3 separate regions of the Homo sapiens genome follow, and regions 1 and 2 are each linked to region 3. Evidence: chromatin loops called from intact Hi-C (ENCODE). Cell type or tissue: PC-3. All regions are shown on one strand. Links, peaks and the distances in the headings refer to the core of each region. The heading gives the core; the rest is flanking DNA.

Region 1 (7,924 bases), core at 912-5,911, 76 kb before region 3:
CAGGCTGTACAGGAAGCATGGTGAGGAGGCCTCAGGAAACTTACAATCATGGTCAAAAGCAAAGGGGAAGCACGCATGTCTTACATGGACAGAGCAGGAGGAAGAGAGAGCATGGGGAAGTGCTACACACTTTTAAACAATCAGATTGCGTGAGAACTCGCTCACTATCACAAGAACAGCAAGGGGGAAATCTGCTCCCATGATCCAATCACCTCCCAGCAGGTCCTCCTCCAACATTGGAGATTACAATCCGACATGAGATTGGGGGAGGACACAGATGCAAACCATATCAAGCCCCATCAGAAATTGAGATAGTTGTGGAAACAACACTGCTAATTCAGCTGCTACACTTACCCCTATACAATCCCTTATAATTCATTCCATGGAATAAACAACTTAAAATGAAGAATCTAAAACAATTAAGTTGTAGCAGTTGAATGGTGTCTCCCAGATATATATATATATATATGGCCTAAACTCCAATTCCTGTGAATGTGAACTTATTTAGTCACAGGGTTTTGTATCATGGGATTACATCAAGCTAAAACATGGTCATATTAGGTTAGTATGGGCCTTAATTTAATCTGACTGTTGTTCCAATAAGAAGAAAAGAGACACAGTGACAGACATGGGGGAGAAGGCCATGTGAAGACAGAGGCAGAGATTGTAATAATGCAACTGCAAGCCAAGGAATGCTAAGGATTACCAGTAATCACCAGAGGCTTGGAAGAGGCAAGAAAAGACTCTCACCTAGAGCCTTCAGAGAGAGCATGGTCTTGCCAATACCTGAATTATGGACTCTCAATTTCCAGAACTGGGGGTGGGAATAAATTTCTGTTGTAAGCCATTTGGTGTGTGCTAATTTGTTATGGCAGCCCTAGGAAACTAAGGCACAAGTCAAGGTCTAAAAGTGTAATTGACACAATCTGCATTTTCAATCATAGCCATCTCTTGAAGGATGTCTAAAACTTGAGAAGATCATTCATGAATTCAAAATTGGGAGAAGGTAGCATGGAAAATTGGTGCCACTATTTCTGTCTTGGATCACTTCAACCATAAAAAGACTTTTTTTCCCCTCTCTTTAAGGGTTTTGGTATTAGGAGTGCTTACTTTTGTCAACCTCTTTGGTCAGTAGGATGGAAAATATATACTAAACTTTTAATAAAAATAATATAAAATTAACAATGTCAAACAATAAAGATGTTTATGCATCAAAATCATCCTTTCCTCCTTTCACCTTTAAGATATTCTCCAGAGATAAGCACTATAAACCATATCTTTTATATCATTCTAGAAATGTTTTATGTATATACAAGCATTTTCATAGACATGTATGTTTAAACATAACTGTGATTGTAGTTTACATGGGAATTTAGGCTTTGTTTTCTCTGTTTAATATATTTTGGTTGTCTTTTTATATTGACTCTTACAGAATCTACCTTATTCTTTTAAAAATTGCTAATATTTTATTGCAAGGTTCCTGCAATTAATATGCCAAATCTCTATTATAGGCATTTAGATGGATTTCAACTTATCAATTATACTGCAATACATGTGCTTATATGTAATCTTTAAGAATTTGTATATACAGCCATGTAGTGTGAGAAATTTAAAAAAAATAAAAACAAAGAATTTGTATGTATATATTTGAGGAAAAATTTTATGAAAACAGAAATGTCAGGGCATGTACACTTAAAAATTTGAAAGCTATTATCGAATAACTCTGAAGGGGAAATATTAATACATTTCCATGTCCCCTAATTCCTACAGCTAATTCAGTATACACAGAACTATTAAACAGCAAAATCACAACATTGATTTGGATAACTTTTACTCTCAAAGATATATTCAATTTTTAATTAAATTAAATAACCATGGAGCAAAGTGTTTTAGGGATGAAGAAGAGAGAGTCTGTTTTAAAGATCTTGGCCTTAATGGTTTCTTTTCATCAACAGTCAGAAAGACCTGTGGACAACATTCTAAGGAAACATTAAGAAGTTGTTTTATTACAGGTATTTTCTAGGAAGCTACTCAAAAGAAAGTGAACCTTGTATTTGCAGGAATCTGTGTTGTAGCCAATAGAAAGGCATGGCTAAATCAAGAGAACCACCACTGGTGACATTAGTTCTTACACTTTTAATTTTTTGGACCCTTATGTTTAACTTAGAGACATAGAAACAGCTGTAATTTGTATATCACCTCTAGTAATAGTCCAGAATGCATTGTCACAGAGGCAACTAATGTGAGAAGTAAAAGAGGAATAATGAATGGCTAATAAGTTTCACCAATTATCTTTATCAGGAGGGATTGACAGTTAACATCAGAATCACATTATTACGTGATTCTAAGTTACCAGTATTTTGAAATTTATTTATGCCTAAGTTTTAGCTGTCTATTAGATGACATATCTTATTTATACGTAATTGCATGACCACCCTACATATAATAGACCATGAACACATATCAGTGTCTCTCTTATTTTTCTAAAATTAATTATGTTAATTATGGGTTGTACTTTTAAGTCAGAAAACTTTCTGCATCTTTTTTAAGCCTATAGAGAAAGGTCCCCTTTTTCCTATTGTGTAGGGGAAATACTCAAATAAGAAGATCCAGTGAGTACTGACTATCAGCATCCAAGCTGCTGCAAGAAGCTTGATTTTCTTATTTAAAAAATGCCTGAACAAGATGAATAGTAGCAAGACCTGTCCTGTTTTGTCCATCTCCTAACATTGTAAAAGAACAAGCATGTTTCTGCAAAATCTGTTTGCCTGTAATGTGTGTGTGTGTGTGTGTGTGTGTGTGTGTGTGTGTGATGATAATAATGAGATTGTGGATGGAGAGAGTGATATAAGTTCCCTTGCTTTGCATCTTACTACCCAAAGTTTCTTTGCTTTTCCAATCCTGAGCACTTGTGGTGGGAAGACATGACTCTGACTGACTCAGCCAGCTGGGTTGAGTCTGTGTCTATTGATACTTGTCCTATGTTTATTTCCCTGTAGCTGAACCATATCCTTGTTCTCTCCTGTCTCATTTTCAGGCAGAATTCCTGGAATGACTCAGCTCTGCAGCTCACTTAATTCCCATAAGTTATCTCTATTTGGCCCATAACTAGCCTGTATTTTCTTGAGTTTCTTTGGTGACTGTTTCTCATTGTTGCTTCCTATCCACCATTAGGGCTACAGTTTTAATCCATGTTTTGCCCATGTACTCCTGTTAATTCTACTCCAGCTTCCCTGAAAAATAGGACTTGAGCCCAATTCCTTGCAGGCTTCACGGCCAGCAGAGCACAGTGGTGTATCACCCTGCTGGAAGCTATAGTTGATGACTTTATGGCTTGTGTAATAAGGAGGTAGAATCCTTAGCATTTCTAGAGGGTAGGCATAGGCCCATAAACTTACATTCCTTCAAATTCCTTCCACTTAGAAACCTCTGTCTTCTCAAAATGATTAATAATAGATTCCAGCTATCAAAACAACTATTTTCAAACAGTAGATTATTACACAACAAGCAGGAAGTTGTGACTCAAATGTTTTAATTTTATAAACAGTTTATGATGTATTATGAGAGAGCAGAGATATTTTCAAAAGTATTTTATTGTAACTATTTGCTTTACCGAACTTTCGGCAAAAGGCAGAATAACAAAAATCTTAAAATGCTGGCATCAGTGTAACCCATTTGTTGTTTGTGTCTGGTTAAGAATTTGTTTAAAGACAGCATACAAAATATAAACGTGTCAGTTGTTTTCACCCTGATACTAAACGTTTATCATGGTGTGCTGGAGCCAGGGACTCAGCAGCCACTGAGATTTGAGCTAGGCTGCAAATTTAGCTGGACACTGACCAACAGTATAACATTGAACAGCTCACTTGACTTCTCTGAGGCTCATTTTATCTCATCTGTAATAATGATAGTTAGATATCCTCTCTTTTAAAGACTTAAATAGGGAATGATACATGAAGGCACTTAGCACAATGCTGATCAGACGAATTGTCTAAAATGCATTCATTACTTTTCCAACCTTTTTTCAAAAATAAAAAAACTATTAATTCAACTGGAAAACTATACAAAAGTGAGCCTATCAGATGCTGTGAAATTTCTGATGTATTTTTCTTCTTTGTTATTTCTGCAATATGATTCTTGACAGTAACATGTGATAAGAACACCAGAATGACATCAAAGAAATTTAGGAACTTCAAGACCACCAAGTATCAAAGATGCTTTTAAATAACATAATTTGAATAAATTGAATGCATTTGAATAAGGTGTCTAACCAGAGATTGAACTAATCCTTAATACATTTAACAAGAAATTAAAAAAAGAATCAATCAAAAAATGATCTCATCTGGAATTTTTAGTTACATGGCATTTGTCTGATAGTCTCCAATGTCTTTTCCCTTACTTTCCACTAAAACATTTACGAAGGTAATGGGAGAAAATGTTACAAAGCAATATTAAACACTAAGGTCCATAGACTACCTAGAGTCAGATTTGGGGAGGAATCTTTGTCAAATATATGAAAGTTGAAGTGATTAGAAAAAAAAATTTACTTCAGTAAATACAACGGGGGTACAGGCATTGGCTAACTACCCCCATTCCAAAAGGGATAAATTGGCCAAAACCAAGGGGCTACAGGCCCTGTGCAAGTTTGAAACCCAGCAAGGCAGTCATTAAATCTTAAAGTCCCAAAATAATCTCCTTTGACTCCATGTGTCACATCCAGGCAACACTGATGCGAGGGGTGGGCTCTACCCATTATCCAGTTCCAAAGCTGCTTCCACATTTTCAGGTATCTTTACAGCAATGCCCCACTTTCTGGTACCAGTTTTCTGTATTAGTCCATTCTCTCATTGCTATAAAGAACAACCAGAGACTGGGTAGTTTATAAAGAAAAGGGGTTTAATTGACTCAATTCCACAGACTGTACAGGAAGCATGTCTGGGGAGGCCTCAGGAAACTTAGAATCATGGAGGAGGGTGAATGGGAAGTAGGCACGACTTACGTGGCTGGAGAAGGAGGAAGAGAGAGAAGAAATTGCTACACACTTTTAAACAACCAGATCTTGTGAGAACTCACTCACTATAACAAGAATAGTAAGGGAAAATCCACCCTCATGATCCAATCCCCTCCTACCAGGCCTCTCCTCCAACACTGGGGACTACAACTTAACATGGGATATGGGCAGGGGCACAAATCCAAATCATATCAAGGATAAGTAGCAGTCCCAATGGTACATAGCTGAACAAGGAATATTCTCGCAAAAAACTGAGAATTTATCCAAGAGCTTTTTATATTAACTTTCTCTCCAGCTGTAGATTTGAGAAATAGATTTAATCATTATCCAAGAATGTATGAATTGAACCAGAGGCAATCCACATAACCTGTCTGTTGACAAATACAAATCTGAAAAGATTTGGTTTGAAAAAACAGTATCCAAAACCATGGGGAAAGAGTATTTCAAACACAACCTAACATACAGTCTATCATATGGGTTAGAAAATGAGTGTACATCCTTAATAGAATGCAAGAAGTCTTGGCCTTTTTGAAATAGTAGCAGAAAATTATAAAGGGAAAACATGACGCATTAAAAGGACATTACCAAGAGGTTAAAAAGAGATAAAAAGAGAGAAGACTAAGTAAGGATTTCTAAAAAATAAGAAAAATAGCATAGATAAAATCCACTGCAGAGTTAAAGAAGCAGTAAAAGATATTGTAGAAAATTAAATCAGTGTATAAACTTCCAAAGCTCTCACAGAACATATATAGAGAGAACAAAGATAAGAAAATTGTGATAGTGAAGATAAAAGACATGGTGTACAAAGAATATAGAGTCAGTATACAGAGAGTACATTTAGCTGCAAAAAAATCTCAAAAATAAAAACCAGTTGTACCAGTCTGTTTTTGCACTGCTATAATGAACTACCTGAGACTGGTTAATTTATAAAGGAAAAAAGTTTAATTGATTCACAGTTCCACATGGCTGGCGAGGCCTCAGGAAAGTTACAATCATAGATGAAGGGGAAGCAAGTCACAACTTACATTGCAGCAGGAGAGAGAGAGCAAAACGGGGAAGCACTACACTTTTAAACCACCAGATCTCATGAGAATTCCATCACAAGACAACACTAGGAGGATGGTGCTAAACTGTTATAAACCAGCCCCATGATCCAATCCCCTCCCGCCAGGTCCCTCCCTTGACAAATGGGGATTACATTTTGAGATGAGTTTGGATGGGGACACAGAGCCAAACCATATCACCAGTAAAATCAGAATAAGCAATTAAAAGAAGCATAAATAAAAAACAATTTTCTGTGCTGAAAAAGGATCTGGGTATCTGTTCAAAGAGCTCACTACATTCTAGAAAAAAATCCATTAAAATATATACATTTAGATATATTATTTTTTGAGGTGCAGTCATAAGTTAAAAGTCCTCTTTTTATCCAGCATAGAAACAATGACTAAAAGAACAAGCAACCAAAATCTTACCCTCAGAACAGGAATTAGAGTATACTCAGACTGCTTGTACAGCCCTAAGTACCAGAATAACAAGAAACATCTAATAATAAAAATATTTATCATATCATTTATTTGAATGCCTGCTGCATTTAACATACTTACATATTTTATCTCTTTATTTCAAACAACAACCCTATGAGGTAGGTAATATATCCTCATTTGTAGAAACTGAGATTCAGACACAGAGCATGACCAAAATCTCATAGCCATAAAGTTATAGAAATAAAATCTAATGTAAGTTTACTTGATTCCAAAACATGTGCTTTTTAAATTGTGGTATGCAGCCCCTATGATACTTGAGAGGAAATGTCTTTGATCTAGATTTTAGCACCCTGCTAAGTTGTTTTTAACAAGGGTATTAGTCTGTTCTCACGCTGCTAATAAAGATATACCTGAGACTGGGTAATTTGTAAAGAAAAGAGGTTTCGTTTACTCAGAGTTCCACATGGCTTGGGGGGTCTCATAATTATGGTGGAGGGCAAGGAGGGGCAAAGTCATGTCTTACATGGTGGCAAGCAAAAGGAGAGCATGTGCAGGGGAACTCCTCTTTATAGAACCATCAAATCTCATAAGACTTATTCACTATCATGAGAACAGCATGTGAAAGACTTGCCCCCATGATTCAATTACCTCCCACTGTGTCCCTCCCATAACACATGGGAATTATGGGAGCTATAATTCAAGATGAAATTTGGGTGAGTACACAGCCAAACCATATCAACAACAAACAAGAGAAAAGCATGGTCAGATAAGCAAAGTCTCAGAAAATATGCTTTTTGAAAACAAATATGCTTTTTGAAGGCTGCTCATATGCTTTTTAAAACAATTAGTACCAGACTGACTTTAGTTATGCAAGAAAATCATACAAATTAAGACATATAAAAGTCAATTCTATTGGAAAGGGATTGGGGCTGAGTTTTGGAACCTTTTACGAAGTTACAGAAAATAATTATAATGAATCAAATTAGGGTTATGGTGTCAGAGATGAAAATGAGAAAATAGGTTTGCAAGAATTAATGAGGCATTGACCACGGGTGGGGAGTGATGAAATAGAGACACTCTTGGACAACTTTTAGATATACAGACTTTAGTGAGTAGATGAATCTTAGTGATGACTAGCATACAGTAGGAAGAACAGAATTTCATTAAAAAATCATTAATCTTTGAATATGCAGAGCTTGTTTCTTTTGTCATATACCTACAGGCAAGCAATTAAACAGGACTAATATTCATGAGAAAGGTTTTGGGTGGAGCTGCAGACTTGGAAAGGGATATTAAAGACTGAGAAGTGAGTGAGATCACTTAAGGAGAGCATGACAGATGTGAATAAGACAGGCATTAGAGAATGTGGCATGCAGGAGTTAAGAAGTAGAAACATGCAATAACAAATAGTCAATGAAAGAAAGTTTTA
Region 2 (7,924 bases), core at 912-5,911, 150 kb after region 3:
TAAACATTAGGACAGGGAGATAATCAAGTTAGAAATATTGAGATTTTTGCCAAGCAGTAATGACACCTCCTTCATCAGTATACTCAGGAGAGAGCTGAAATGCAGAGCTTACTTCTTTATATAAAAAAGAAACTTTTCAGTATTAACTTTTCTACACAGAAGTCTTTCTAATATTGTACACACACTTTGATTTCTTAAACAGTGAATTGAAATATTAAACTTTGCTTTTCTGTGACGGTTCAGGTTCATCAAATAAAAGGAAGACTTTCAAAGTATCTCAGTTATGTAGTTGTAGCTTCCCTTCTCCAAGTGGTTCCAAATTACTGTACTTGTTTGTATAACTTTTAAAAATTTATTTTAGGTTTCATTTGTTTGTTCCTTAGTTTTCCTGTTTCCCCCAGATTGTCAGGTCATTACTTGCAACATATTGTTACTGCTAACATGCCTATTTCTAGTCTCCTGCACTCTTGATGATGAACACAACATGTGTCCCATATGGGAGCTTACAGCAGGAAGTATAATGGCCCCAAAGATGTCCATGTCCTAATTCTTGGAACTTGTGAATACATCACCACACATGGCAAAATGGACTTTCCAGACATGATTACGTTAAGAACTAGAGATGAAGAGACTATCCTAGATTCCCTGGGTCCAATCTAATCCCCATGGTCCTTAAAAATGGAGACTATTTTCCAGCTCTGTTCAGAGAGAGGTGCGATGATGGAAGAAGGGTCGGGGAAATGTGACCTGAAAAGGACTCAACATGTCCTTGCTGGCATTGAAAATAGAGAGAAGGGACCAAGAGTCAAGAAATGTAGGCAGCTTCTAGAAGCTGCAAAAGAGAAAGAAATAGATTCTCCCCTAGAGCCTTTGGAAAGCAACATAGTCCAACTGATACTTTGATGTAAGTGAGCCTTATTTTGAACATTTGATCTTCAAAATTATGATAATTTTTTTTTTTTTTTTTTGACAGAGTCTCTCTCTGTTGCTCAGGCTGGGATGCAGTGGTGCAATCTCGGCTCACTGCAACCTCCGCCTCCCAGATTCAAGTGATTCTCCTGCCTCAGCCTCCCAAGTAGCTGGGATTATAGGTGCCTGCCACCATGGCTGGCCTTTTTCTTTTCTTTTTTTTTTTGTATTTTTGGTAGAGACAGAGTTTCACCATGTTGGCCAGGCTGGTCTTGAACTCCTGAGCTCAGGTAATCCACCCACTTCAGCCTCCCAAAATGCTGAGATTACAGGTATGAGCCACTGCACCCGGCCAGTCACTAAATTTTTGGTAATTTATTACAGCAGCAATAGAAAAATAAAACACAGCTCAATTGAAATACTTTTGGAATGAATGAATGAATGAAAGGTGTAGTGTAGTGATGGTCAAGCTATTCCAAATGAGGAAAGTGAATTGCCTCTGCCAGAATTATTGGCCCGCACCCTTTATTTTAAGCAGAGCAGCTCAGCTTTTTTTGTTGTTTTATTTGTTCATGCCTCTGAGTAAGATTCTGTTTAAACAAAGGTTTCCAAGGGCAAGAAGAAATTAAAAAAAAAAAACGCTTTTGGAAACCATGGGCAGAACATGGATCCAGAAAACCTCTCAGTCCCTTCCCATGTGACTTCAAACAAGTCAGCTAATCTCCCTGAGTATCCATTTATCAGCCTATAAAATGATAGTAAAAATAATTTTTGCCTTACCCATCTCATGAACTAGTAGTAAGAATCAAATGAGAAACTATTCAAACTATGGGTGTTATGCAATTATTTGTTGTGTGGTTTATGGGCTTTGCATCGGCTAGGAAACCAGAAGACAAGTACTTCAAAAATGTTTGAGTAAAACTTTCTGAGAAAAGACTTTATAGAGTAGATCTCCCATATACAAAGAGTATGACCTTTAGCACATGAATATTTTGACACTGACTTTGAGTTCACACACCTTTTTCATTTATTTCTTAGTTCTGAACTGTGTTTAGAGTAGCTTCAGTTAACAGACAACTGACTTCCAATTAAATGACATGTTCCAATATATCAACAAAATATTTATCTTTGTTTTCTCTTCCTCTTCTTCCAATTTCTGGAAACTCTGAGGGAATAGGGTGCCTAAATATGTGGGTGTGCACACACGCTCACACACACCCTAATGGAGATACACTGAAGCAAAATGTCCCTGTGTTTGTGACTTCTGCTCTAAAATGTATCTTTTCAGTTTGGGTAATCATCTATTTTTTTTTTCTGTTAACATTCTCTGCAGCTGTATATGACATTTTTCTTTGGCTACTTTGTTTTATCATTGTACAACTTTTCTCTCTAGGTCAAGCTCATTGTGTGATAACCCCTCATTTCTGGATAGTCTTTCATTGTATAGACACATATCGTCCTGGGTAGTTCTCGATTTTTGTTTTCAGAAACATGCATCAAAAGTGTCCCCCGTTTATTCCCCCACAACACACAAAATTCCAATAATCCTTTCATTGCTAAATGTTGCCTTCAAATCATTTACATGATTAGGAAAAAAAATAATGAGAAATCTGTGTGCACTGTTACAACCAAGGCATGCAGTAGAAACAGTTCTGGTAGAGGGAAGTAATACTGACTAAAATTTATGTTAACATCAGTGACAGATGTGGCTGGTCCTTTTCTGGGAGCAGACAGTAGCAGACAGTACTAGAAAAGTACTTTAAAGAAGTCTGGGGTGGGAGGGATTTACAAGAAGATGAGGTTGAAGACCTCAAAGGCAAAGGTCTTGCTTAATTTTCATTTTTGTTGAGAACAAACATCAGCAGACTCCAGTGGACTATTCACTCAATAACCAATCCCTCCTGAACACAGAGCTTTCCTTACAGTAAAAGGCCACATGCCAGGAAAAGGAGCTACAAACACCCAAAACAAACCATGGACTTAATCTGAACGTGTGTTGCAACACATAAGTCACACTGCAGATTCCTTTCCTTCAGTAGAAATTAAAATGCATGCAGCCTAAGAATATCAGGGGGACATATGCTGTTCAAGAAACCAGAAGATACCAATCCTCTAAACTTGGAAAAACAAAAAAATAAAATACAGAAAAAAAGCCTTTTTTTCTCTATGAATATGAGAAGTGATTTTAAAATATGCATTGTCAGGGTCCATATTACAGACGTCACAAAGTCAAAAAGAGAGTTAAGTGTTTGTGTAGCTCATTTTCTTTATGCACAGACCTACGAAATGGTATTAGAGCTGCCCTGAACAAAACAGCAGCTGCTGCCAAAAACAACATTCATCTTCTCTTTAATCCTGCATACCAGCTATTGAAGCAGGCAGTTCCCTTGTAGCCCAAATGTATTTTGGAAGAGAGCCAACTGGCTCAACTACCCAAAGACAGGAAAGCAAGTTACCAAGATACAGGTATGGTAATTGGTCCTGAGTTCAGGTCTTCTTAACTCATATGAACCATATCTTCCAAAAATAATCTATGTAAACCAACAACAGGATCCTCATTTGGTGAATAACCATTCAGTTCTATATGACTTCTTTTTTCAGATCTTTTTAATTGCTTAAAAATTTACCATTAAACATTATAAGGAAAATACCTAATCATCTTACACAGACTAAAATTCTTCTCTAAGCACTGTTAAGTAATCTTAAAGGGACAACTGAAACATTTAGTAGATTTGTTAGTTTTTGAAACTTAACTACTATCAATAAAACAGATGTTACCAGAGTAACTAATTGAAACTCAGACCAACTTGGAGTCCAAATTGGTGGGTGCCAAAATCTTGTAAAGATACTCTTCTAACTTCCCTTTTGTGAAGAAGTAAGCTAAAAATGTTTTAAAATATGGGTGATCATTAAAATATGTAATGAATATGCTCTTATAACAAAAAAAAACTAGAAAGAAGTTGCTTAATATGAAAAGGCAGACAATGTAATATAATAAGGGAATTTAATGTAACGGGAATTTAAAGATTTCAAGGTATTCAATGCATGAGAAAAATTTGGGGAAATTCACCCTTTAATAATCAGTCCTCGTTCTACATGTAAATACTACTTAAAGTGGAAATAACTCAAAATATATTGACTTCTAAGGGGCTGTGCATAGGACAAGCAGTTTGCAGATATTATTTCCTGTAATCCTCCCATCAACCAGGTAGATATTATTACCCTACTCTGCAGGTGAGCAAAACACAATTCGGGAGAGATTAGGTAACTTCCTTATGGCCACTTTGCTAGGAAATTGCTGGATTGGATATAAACCAAAACCTACACTATCTATGCTGGAAAGAAAAATACTAGGCCAGTTAGATAATAAAACTGACTTCATTTATATTTAATGAACTACTAAATTTTATTTTAAAGGGTCATGTTACAGAAGGCATATAGGTCTCTTTAACTCAATCAGTTTCAAATTGAAATTACATGTCAAGTTATTACCAGGTTGAATAAATGAGTCGAGCAGGTAAATCAAGTTACACTTAGCTATAGCTTAAACAAAAATTTACATAGCTAGAGGGAGGGGAGAAACCCAAAAAATAAAGCGATAAGTTGTTTCTTCTTATAAAAACAAAATTGGGTGCTTTCAGACTTCTAGTAACATTATCCCAGGGGCCACTTCTTCATTTAACAGACATGTATGGAGTATCTAATAAATACATAAGATAAAGACAGAAAGACTATGATCACTGGCCTCAGGAAGCTCAAGCTACTAGAGAACACAGCACAGTGGTGGGAGTCAGAGAGAAAAGGCCCAGCCCCTCCCTCAACTGCCCCCTGCCCCAAGTACAGCTAAACCTGACTTGGGGAGGGGGGCATTTGGGGGACAGGGGCATTTGAGGGAGGGGCTGATAGTTTCTGGGGGGAGAAGCTTCTCCAAAGGTGATCGGGGGCAGCCAACTCAAAGTTAGTGAGGGAGAAGACCCCTGAGAGAGGAAGTAGCAGGTGCCCACAGAAGTGTGGAAACAAGGCATGTTCTTAGAATTCTGTGATTTTTTTACTCCATTGGAAAATAAGTTTCAAAGAATAAGCAAAAAAAAAAAAAAAGGCAAGGCTAGAGAGATATGCAGAGGCCCTCCTTGCTAATTGATTTAGATTTCATTTTAAAAGCACTGGGGAGACCTGGAATGATTTTAAGCAAGGGAGTGTCAAGATCTGATTTATTGTTAAAAGGTTTATCAGGCATCAGAATGAAGGATGGACTGGGGGAGAGAGGGCAACAAACCTGGGGGCATGAGGCCCATTAGGAGGTCACTGAAGTAATCCAAAGCTGAGATGATAAGGGCCTTAACTAGGGCAGTGGCAGTGAGAATGGAGAGAAATGAACACGTTCAACAGGATATGGAAGTAGAACGGAAGATCTTGGTGACTAATGAAAAGAGGGTAGGGTCAAAAGGGGAAGAGGCACAAATGACTTCCAGGTTCCAGTTTGGGTGACTGTGTAAAAAGTGGTGCTATCTGCTGATCCAGATATGTAGGAAGAGAAGAGGCAGCAGGAGTCTGGGAGTTTATCACCAAAAACCTTAGTGAATACTACCATACCATAGATAGATACCATTCTATCATGAACTATCTGTGTAGGAGATGAGAGAATGTGAAGCCAAATACATGAGAGGGAAATCAGTTGATTGTGGGGTACAGCAGCCAATGGAAAAAAAATACCAAAGGGAGAGGGCAATGAATAAAACAAGCACTAAAAGATGTCAATATGATGTTTACTAAAGAGTACTTAATGGAGCTGACCTTAATGAGGGCAGTTGCCATTGAGTTGATGGAACTAAAAGTCAATCACAGTGGATGGACTACAGGAGTGAATGAGTATGAGGGAATTTCAAGGGTATATTACTACAGTTTGCCAAAAAAGAAAGAAGAGAGTGAGTGATCATGGAAAGGGCTAGAAAAGTTCACTTCGGTCTTGGTAGAAGGGAACACACAGCCCTGAAAGAGTGGGACTAAAATAATAAACTCAGCATTTCTCTTTTTTAAATGGCCTAGGAATAGGGAACAACTCACCTGGGGTTAACAGAGCCAGGTGAGCTCAGAAGTTTTGACCCTGTGTAAAAATCCCTGATAAAAGACTGGTACCTCAGGCAAGAATATAGGGCCTGAGTGTTCAGGTTTTTACTGTTACTAATTTTAATAAAGATGTACATAATAGAGTAAGCATTTGTGACAGCAGTATAGACTATCTAATTAGTAACAATGGTTTAAAAAGTAGATCATTAGCTATTCATAAAGCTCTTTAGCAGTTATACAAAGCAGAGGGGAAAAAAATCCCCTACACAGTATAATCCACTTAATTTTAAGGAGATGCGAGCTAATGACTAATTCTAATTTCTGTGAGGATAATGATGTGTAACAGACTGAGCTAGTCTAGAAAACTGATGGGTACTAGTTTAATTCTCAACTATCACGTCTGGAAAACTAAAAACGCCATTTCTCAGATGCCCTTTAAGTTAGCTAGGTTTATATATCTACCGCCAACTCTCTGCAATAAGTGTGTATTTTCAAAGAAATAAGACGAGCAGACCTCCCCCAACACCGGCCAAAGTATGGAAACATAATTTTAAAAATTCATGAAAGTTCTGAAATCTGCATCTTCAGCACTCCATGGACACGGGCACCGTTTACTCTTATGCCAACTAGCTGCTCTTAAAATTGAACTACCCTGATGTACAAGAATCTGAGGGTTGTACATCACCCTGATGTACAAGAATCTGAGGGCTGTAGCTCTCTAAAAACAGCTACAGAAACATAAATCATAATTTATACTCTTTCAAATACGTGACTTGCTTCTGAAAGTGAGATCTCATGTAAATCAAAAATTATGTAATTATTTAAAATCTCTAAAATATTTTGAACTCCAAACCATTTGGTGATGTGAAATGAGCATAGGCTTCAGTTGCCATCTGATCCCAAGTGCCCAATCTGAGACTGAATGCCTGAATTTCCTAGAACCTTTTTGTGTTTTTTTCCCACTATGGATGTAATTAATGTGCTCATATGTATTTTCACATCTGCTACTGAAAATCTGACAAGTTTAGTCTCACAAGACCTTTTAAATAAATAAATAAATAAATAAAAATCTGAGGAAGCAGCTCAGAAAATTTTCAACAAAGTTCCCCCCACCCCTCACGACCCGCCACCCACCAACCTGGATCTTTTACTACATGAGAATAAACTAAATCTTTATACTCTACTTTAACTGCTTCCAAATATCATCAAAATGAGTGGAGCTAGAGACATGAGCTCAAAGAACGTTCACAATCTTGATCGTTTTCTCTGTCACATCAGATGACAAGCTTGATTGGCAAAGGTCACAAACTGGCTTTGCGAATTATGCAATGTGTGTGAGACATACCAACTGCCTTTTTAGTGGGATGGAATAAACTGTTAAAATGTTCCTTCTTTCACTGAAGGTGTTCCAACTGAAACCAAGGGAGTCAGCTGTGTTATGTTTAGATGAAAGTGTAATCATCTGGGGTGTTTAATTAAAATACAGATTCCTGCATGTCAGAGGGAATCCAAATTTCTGAGGGTGCATCTCAGGAAAGCACATCTTTTAGTAAGCCCTCTATGTGATTATTAGGTACTCTATAAAGTCTGAGATATAATATTTTAGATAGTTCATGAGTGTTATATTGTTAAAGAAAACAAACAAAACAAAAATGTCTTAAAAGATATACAACGTTGTATTTGATTGAAGGGCTACATACTAGGTGCTCTTGATTTAGAGTAACTTGAGGGGGGTGAGGGATAAAAGATGACAAATTGGGTACAGTGTATACTACTTGGGTGATGGGTGCACCAAAATCTCACAAATCACCACTAAAGAACTTACTCATGTAACCAAACACCCCCTGTTCCCCAATAACCTATGGAAATTAAAAACAAAAAAGATAAGAAAAGTTAAGTGTATTGAGTGCACAGAATACTGTTGATTGTCTCTTTCAATTGCCATTCC
Region 3 (7,924 bases), core at 1,780-6,779:
AGGTAGCATGGTACTGGTTTAAAAATAGACACATAGGTCAATGGAAGAGAATAGAGAACCCCGAAATAAAGCCACAAACAGCTAATTGATCTTCAACAAAGTTGACCCAAATATACTATGCTTAAAGGACATCCAATTCAATAAATGTTGCTAGAAAAATTGGATAGCCATATGCAGAAGAATGAAGCTGGATCCATATCTCTCACCATATATAAAAATTATCTCAAGATGGATTGAGACTTAAACGTAAGATCTGAAACTACAAAAATACCAGTAAAAACCTACTAAAGAGAAGAAGAAAGAAGAAAACCTAGTGACAACTCTTCTGGACATTGGTATTTATGACTAAGATCTCAAAAGCAAATGCAACCAAAACAAAAATAGGCAAATGGAACTTAATTAAACTAAAATGCTTCTGCACAGTAAAAGAAATAATCAACAGTGAAACAAGCAGCCTATAGAAAGGGAGAAAATATTTGCAAACTACTCATCCAGCGAATGTCTAATATACAGAATCTACAAGGAACTCAAATAACTCAACACGAAAAACAACAAACCTCATTAAAAATTAAGCAAACGACACAAACAGACATTTCTCAAAAGAGCATATTCAAGTAGCCAATGAACATATGAAAAAATGCTCAACATTACTAATCATCAGAGAAATGCAAATTAAAATCACATTGAAATATCATCTCACACCCATCAGGATATTATTAACAAGTCAACAAATAACAGATGTTGGCAAAGATGTGGCATAAAAGGAATGCTTCTACACTGCTGGTGGGAATGTAAATTAGTACAATCTATATGGAAAACAGTATGGAGATTTCTTAAAGAACTAAAATTAGAACTACCATTAGACCCAGCAATTCTACTACTGAGTATCTACCTGAAGGAAAATAAATAATTATATCAAAAAGACATCTGCATTCTTAATGTTTATGACAGCACTATTCACAATAGCAAAGTATTGATATCAATCTAAGTGTCCATCAATGGATAATTGGATAAAGAAAATGTTATATAGATACACAATGGAATACTACTCAACAATAAAAAACGATGAAATCCTCTCTTATGCAGCAACGTGGATGGAGTTGGAAGCCATATCCAAGTAACATAACTCAGAAACAGAAAATCAAACACCACATGTGCTCACTTGTTAGTGAGAGCTAAACAATGAGTACACATGAATATACAGAAGGAAATCATGGGGACTTCAAAAGCAGGGAGGGAAGAAGGTGAGTTAGAGTTGAAAAATTACCTATTGGGTACAACAATATTATGTTTTTGTTGTTGTTGTTGTTGTTGTTGTTGTTTGTTTGTTTTGAAACAGAGTCTCGCTCTGTTGCCCAGGCTGGAGTGCAGTGGCACAATTTCAGCTCACCACAACCTCCACCTCTCCTGCCTCAGCCTCTCGAGTAACTGGGACTACAGGTGTGTGCCACCACCCCCAGCTAATTTTTATATAAATATTTTATATAGATAATAGATAGCTAATTTTTATATAGATAATTTTTAGTAGAGATGGGTTTTTGCCATGTTTGCCAGGCTAGTCTCGAACTCTTGGCATCAGGTGATCTGCCTGCCTCAGCCTCCCAAAGTGCTGGGATTACAGGCGTGAGCCACCGCGCCCAGCCACTATTATGTATTATATCCATGCAACGAACATGAACATGTATTCCCCGAATCTACAAAAATTAAAAATATATATATTTGAAGAAATATTTGAAAAATAATTTAAGATAATAGAAGTAAGAAACAGTAATTTTATTATGTGTCACATAACAATGTAAAGACATTTAAAATCTAGTTCACATGGGATAACCAATAGAGAAAATACTTTTTTTCTAGTAAAATACATACGCATACACTTACACAGAACTAGTCTACTTTTGCTGAGTATATATTCTATCCCAGATACTGCACCTGAGGTTTTGTATAAGTATGGTAATAAGAAGCTCAACTTTTGGTATCACAAAGGCATGGGTTCAATAATCCCATATGGTCAACTAATAATGGTGATACCTTGACTAGTTTTTTAAAATGTCCTTGAATGTTATTTGCCTTGTGTAAGTTTGGGATAGTAAAAGCTACTTAATGGGGTTGTTGAGAGATTTAAATGTGTATGTGTAGCCCTTGATGCAGTGCCTGTCACATAGTTCATAATAATAGCCTTTATCATCATCATCATGTTTGGCTATTCTATCTCTGGATCTGCTTTAATTTTCATTTCATCTCCCATGCATCTTCATGTCACTCCTATATGATACAAATTATTATCCCAATTTAGATGAGGGAATTGAGGTTCAAGGTAATTCAGCTAAAAATTGGCCAGGGAGGAAGTTGAACCCATGTATGTCTAGCTATGGTGCTCCTACTCATTTTACAGTACTATACATATGTAATGTAATTTTTCCTGGTATAGAGAATTGACTTATTTTTTTTCCAGAGCAACTTTAACACACCTTTGATGACACAAATTCCTGATTTACTGAGTCATTCGAACAAAACAATAATTTTACGTGCCAATGGACTAGAGATGTGTGTGACAAGGTTTCAACTTGAATGATGACTAACCAAAAAACAAAATTCAAAAAATATCTACTAGTACTTCATTAAGAAACAAGCTACTAACATGCATATATATATATATATATAAATGAATATACTCCCATATCTGTGGCATTAATTCCATATTAAAGTATATATATTTTAGCCTTAATAATAAACAATATAAACCCAAGCAACAACTACTATGTAAAATTACAAAAGTGAGAAGAAAGATGTATTACTCTAAATTATTTACTTTCCTGTAATCCTTTTTGAGGTTCTACTTCTTAATCTTCTGTGCAATCTTAAATTTCCCACAATAATTTCATCTGTAGTATAAGGATGTTGTGCTTTGTTGAAAAATAAAGAACCTTATATAACTGTGGCATCATTTATATAACTGGAGTTGCTGGAGCTTGCTTCTAATACAGGACAAAGCCTCAAGAAAGTCTTTCGAAATGTGCAACAGATGGTATTAAGTTGGTGCAGTTTTTGCGGTTAAACTAATGGCAAAACCACAATGCCTTTTGCACCTAATATTCTTAATAAAGAAATAAAGAAATAAAGCTATGCGTATAATACCTTCTTGCCAGGGATGAGTTAGAATGATCACACTTCTCCTGAGCAATATAGGTTAAGTTCTACAAGATAGTATTTAATGTCACTTAAAATTGTAACCACAAGTTACTGCATGCATAATCTTGTCAACAGTCCAAAAGTTACTAACCTTTTCTAAGGGAATACATATGTTTTCATACATATGTTCATCCTGTATAATTTGTAATATCAGTGGATGGATAAGAAATAAAAAATACTTATGTTTATTTCATGTCTGGAGAATCTGTGTTAACATCTGAATTTTACTGGTACGTTGGTTTAATAAAAATTTCAATGTATGACATTTTTTCTGTGCTAAGGCAAACTTTTTCAAACAATATTGACAACATAGGCATATGTAGACAAAACAAAAAGAGTCTTCTGCTAAGCAATACCAAAATCTACCCTTGCAATGCAACTGGTAAACATACAGCAAAAATGACTTCCTTTCAGCCCTCTCGAAGATATTCTTAATTACACGTTTAAGCTCTCTGCAACTTCACCATTTCATTTCTTGCCTAGACCTCAAAAATCATCAAAGAGTAAGTGATGTTTTGCAAATCGAACATAGAAAATGAAAGCATGTTACATAAAATCAAACTGCCTTGCAGCGAACTGTTTTGGAAAGGTAAACTTCCTATCTTTCATATTAAAATACTTAACCAGTCTCTGACTTGCTGTGAAAATGCATGCTTGGCAAAAATGTCTGAGACAGGCTTCTGAGATTTATGAGATGACTCATACCTTCTACATATATATAAAAACATTGATCTTGTTATTACACTTTGATGCACTTTGCACACAGCTGAGAGACAGTGTTGTTTAATTTGTTAGAATACAGAATCTGTAGCTAACTTGATGAAGCTCAACTCCCCCACTACCTACTTGTGTGAACTTGAACAAATTTCTTGCCATCTCTAAATCTTAATTTCTCTTAGCATTTTTTTGTTTAATGGAGAAAAATTATAATATGATTTATCTCCTAAGGCTATTATAAAGAATACAAGATTATTTATTGAATCTTAACAAAGTGTCCAACTGTAAGTGCTCAGTAAATGTTTGTTGAAAGGAATAAAAGGAGAGAATTGGAGAGAAGGAAGGGAGAAAAAGGAAATTGGGGCTTCAGCTTTCTAAGTTTAAGCATAACCAGAGTTTATAAGAGGTTGGAGAAAGGATTGTTTATAAGGGGTGGAATCCTAAGAAACAGTAGGCAAACACAAAATGACTATCTAAATATTTCATACTCTCATAAAAATTACACAGCTCCTGTAAAGTATTTTACTTCTCCTTCACTTATGAAGCTTAGTTTGGCTGGATATGAAATTCTGTGTTGAAAATTCTTTCCTTTAAGAATGTTGAATATTAGCCCCCACTCTCTTCTGGCTTGTAGAGTTTCTGCTGAGAGATCAGCTGTTAGTCTGATGGGCTTCCCTTTGTGGGTAACCCAGCCTTTCTCTCTGGCTGCCCTTAACATTTTTTCCCTCATTTCAACTTTGGTGAATCTGACAATTATGTGTCTTGGAGTTGCTCTTCTCGAGGAGTATCTTTGTGGTATTCTCTGTATTTCCTGAAATTCAATGTTGGCCTGCCTTTCTAGATTGGGAAAGTTCTCCTGGATAATATCCTGCAGAGTGTTATCCAACTTGGTTCCATTCTCCCTGTCACTTTCAGGTACACCAATCAGATGTAGATTTGGTCTTTTCACATAGTCCCATATTTCTTGGAGGCTTTGCTTGTTTCTTTTTATTCTTTTTTCTCTAAACTTCTCTTCTCGCTTCATTTCATTCATTTGATTTTCCATCACTGATACCCTTTCTTCCTGATCAAATCGGCTACTGAGTCTTGTGCATTCATCACGTAGCAAATGCTGAGAGATTTTGTCACCACCAGGCCTGCCCTAAAAGAGCTCCTGGAGGAAGCACTAAACATAGAAAGGAACAACCGGTACCAGCCACTTCAAAAACATGCCAAATTGTAAAGACCATCAGGCTAGGAAGAAAATGCATCAACTAATGAGCAAAATAACCAGCTAACATCATAATGACAGGATCAAATTCACACATAACAATATTAACCTTAAATGTAAATGGGCAAAATGCTCCAATTAAAAGACACAGACTGGCAAATTGGATAAAGAGTCAAGACCCATCAGTGTGCTGTGTTCAGGAAACCCATTTCACATGCAAAGACACACATAGGCTCAAAATAAAGGGATGGAGGAAGATCTACCACGCAAATGGAAAACAAAAAAAGGCAGGGGTTGCAATCCTAGTCTCTGATAAAACAGACTTTAAACCAACAAAGATCAAAAGAGACAAAGAAGGCCATTACACAATGGTAAAGGGATCAATTTCACAGGAAGAGTTAACTATCCTAAATATATATGCACCCAATACAGGAGCACCCAGATTCATAAAGCAAGTCCTTAGAGACCTACAAAGAGACTTAGACTCCCACACAATAATAATGGGAGACTTTAACACCCCACTGTCAACATTAGACAGATCAATGAGACAGAAAGTTAAAAAGGATATCCAGGAATTGAACTCAGCTCTGCACCAAGTGGACCTAATAGACATCTACAGAACTCTCCACCCCAAATCAACAGAATATACATTTTTTTCAGCACCACACCACACCTATTCCAAAATTGACCACATAGTTGGAAGTAAAGCTCTCCTCAGCAAATGTAGAAGAACAGAAATTATAACAAACTGTCTCTCAGACCACAGTGCAATCAAACTAGAACTCAGGATTAAGAAACTCCCTCAAAACCGCTCAACTACATGGAAACTGAACAACCTGCTCCTGAATGACTACAGGGTACATAACGAAATGAAGGCAGAAATAAAGATGTTCTTTGAAACCAACGAGAACAAAGACACAACATACCAGAATCTCTGGGACACATTCAAAGCAGTGTGTAGAGGGAAATTTATAGCACTAAATGCCCACAAGAGAAAGCAGGAAAGATCTAAAATTGACACCCTAACATCACAATTAAAAGAACTAGAGAAGCAAGAGCAAACACATTCAAAAGCTAGCAGAGGGCAAATAATAACCAAGATCAGAGCAGAACTGAAGGAAATAGAGACACAAAAAACCCTTCAAAAAATCAATGAATCCAGGAGCTGGTTTTTTGAAAAGGTCAACAAAATTGATAGACCACTAGCAAGACAAATAAAGAAGAAAGGAGAGAAGAATCAAATAGATGCAATAAAAAATGATAAAGGGGAAATCACCACTGATGCTACAGAATTAAAAACTACCATCAGAGAATACTATAAACACCTCTGTGCAAATAAACTAGAAAATCTAGAAGAAATGGATAAATTCCTCGACACATACACTCTCCCAAGACTAAACCAAGAAGAAGTTGAATCTCTGAATAGACCAATAACAGGCTCTGAAATTGAGGCAATAATTAATAGCTTACCAACCAAAACAAGTCCAGGACCAGATGGATTCACAGCCGAATTCTACCAGAGGTACAAGGAGGAGCTGGTATCATTCCTTCTGAAACTATTCCACTCAACAGAAAAAGAGGGAATCCTCCCTAACTCATTTTATGAGGCCAGCATCATCCTGATCCCAAAGCCTGGCAGAAACACAACAAAAAAAGAGAATTTTAGATCAATATCCCTGATGAACATTGATGCAAAAATCCTCAATAAAATACTGGCAAACCGAATCCAGCAGCACATCAAAAAGCTTATCCACCATGATCAAGTGGGCTTCATCCCTGGGATGCAAGGCTGGTTCAACATATGAAAATCAATAAACATAATCCAGCGTATAAACAGAACCAATGACAAAAACCACCTGATCATCTCAATAGATGCAGAAAAGGCCTTTGACAAAATTCAACAATGCTTCATGCTAAAAACTCTCAATAAATTAGGTATTGATGGGACGTATCTCAAAATAATAAGAGCTATCTATGACAAACCCACAGCCAATATCACACTAAATGGGCAAAAACTGGAAGCATTCCCTTTGAAAACTGGCACAAGACAGGGATGCCCTCTCTCACCACTCCTATTCAACATAGTGTTGGAAGTTCTGGCCAGGGCAATTAGGCAGGAGAAGGAAATAAAGGGTATTCAATTAGGAAAAGAGGAAGTCAAATTGTCCCTGTTTGCAGATGACATATTGTATATCTAGAAAACCCCATCGTCTCAGCACAAAATCTCCTTAAGCTGATAGGCAACTTCAGCAAAGTCTCAGGTTACAAAATCAATGTACAAAAATCACAAGCATTCTTATACACCAATAACAGACAAACAGAGAGCCAAATCATGAGTGAACTCCCATTCACAATTGCTTCAAAGAGAATGAAATACCTAGGAATCCAACTTACAAGGGATGTGAAGGACCTCTTCAAGGAGAACTACAAACCACTGCTCAAGGAAATAAAAGAGGATACAAAGAAATGGAAGAACATTCCATGCTCATGGGTAGGAAGAATCAATATCGTGAAAATGGCCATACTGCCCAAGGTAATTTGTAGATTCAATGCCATCCCCATCAAGCTACCAATGACTTTCTTCACAGAATTGGAAAAAACTACTTTAAGGTTCATATGGAACCAAAAAAGAGCCCACATCACCAAGTCAATCCTAAGCCAAAAGAACAAATCTGGAGGCATCACGCTACTTGACTTCAAACTATACTATAAGGTTACAGTAACCAAAACAGCATGGTACTGGTACCAAAACAGAGATATAGATCAATGGAACAGAACAGAACCCTCAGAAATAATGCTGCATAT

Evidence for each region. Hi-C counts contacts between places; a loop is a spot of excess contacts. Peaks named below come from ENCODE experiments on the same cell type or tissue, not always from the same donor. Only the 100,000 strongest peaks of a DNase experiment are listed, where the experiment ranks them.
Region 1: it touches region 3 in a loop (4-fold over the local background); 3 of 110 quality-filtered maps call a loop at or near these places.
Region 2: a loop joins it to region 3, with 5 times the contacts of the local background. A loop is called at or near these places in 2 of 110 quality-filtered maps.

The regions. Positions count from the first base shown.
Region 1 is chr12:88,322,248-88,330,171 of GRCh38, forward strand. No RefSeq gene overlaps it. Among named protein-coding and RNA genes, the nearest start is that of TMTC3, 180 kb to the left of the region's middle. In PC-3, for the core only: no CTCF peak of the experiment used is centred there; a DNase peak (open chromatin) is centred at 3,014; H3K27ac peaks cover 2,247 bases.
Region 2 is chr12:88,551,227-88,559,150 of GRCh38, forward strand. The region is part of intron 1 of KITLG (KIT ligand); the gene reads right to left. Among named protein-coding and RNA genes, the nearest start is that of KITLG, 25 kb to the right of the region's middle. In PC-3, for the core only: no CTCF peak of the experiment used is centred there; DNase peaks (open chromatin) are centred at 1,665 and 3,315; H3K4me3 peaks cover 412 bases; H3K27ac peaks cover 2,843 bases.
Region 3 is chr12:88,397,497-88,405,420 of GRCh38, forward strand. All of the region lies in intron 1 of LOC124902978 (a long non-coding RNA gene), which reads right to left. Among named protein-coding and RNA genes, the nearest start is that of KITLG, 180 kb to the right of the region's middle. In PC-3, for the core only: no CTCF peak of the experiment used is centred there; DNase peaks (open chromatin) are centred at 2,515 and 3,865; H3K4me3 peaks cover 685 bases; H3K27ac peaks cover 1,235 bases.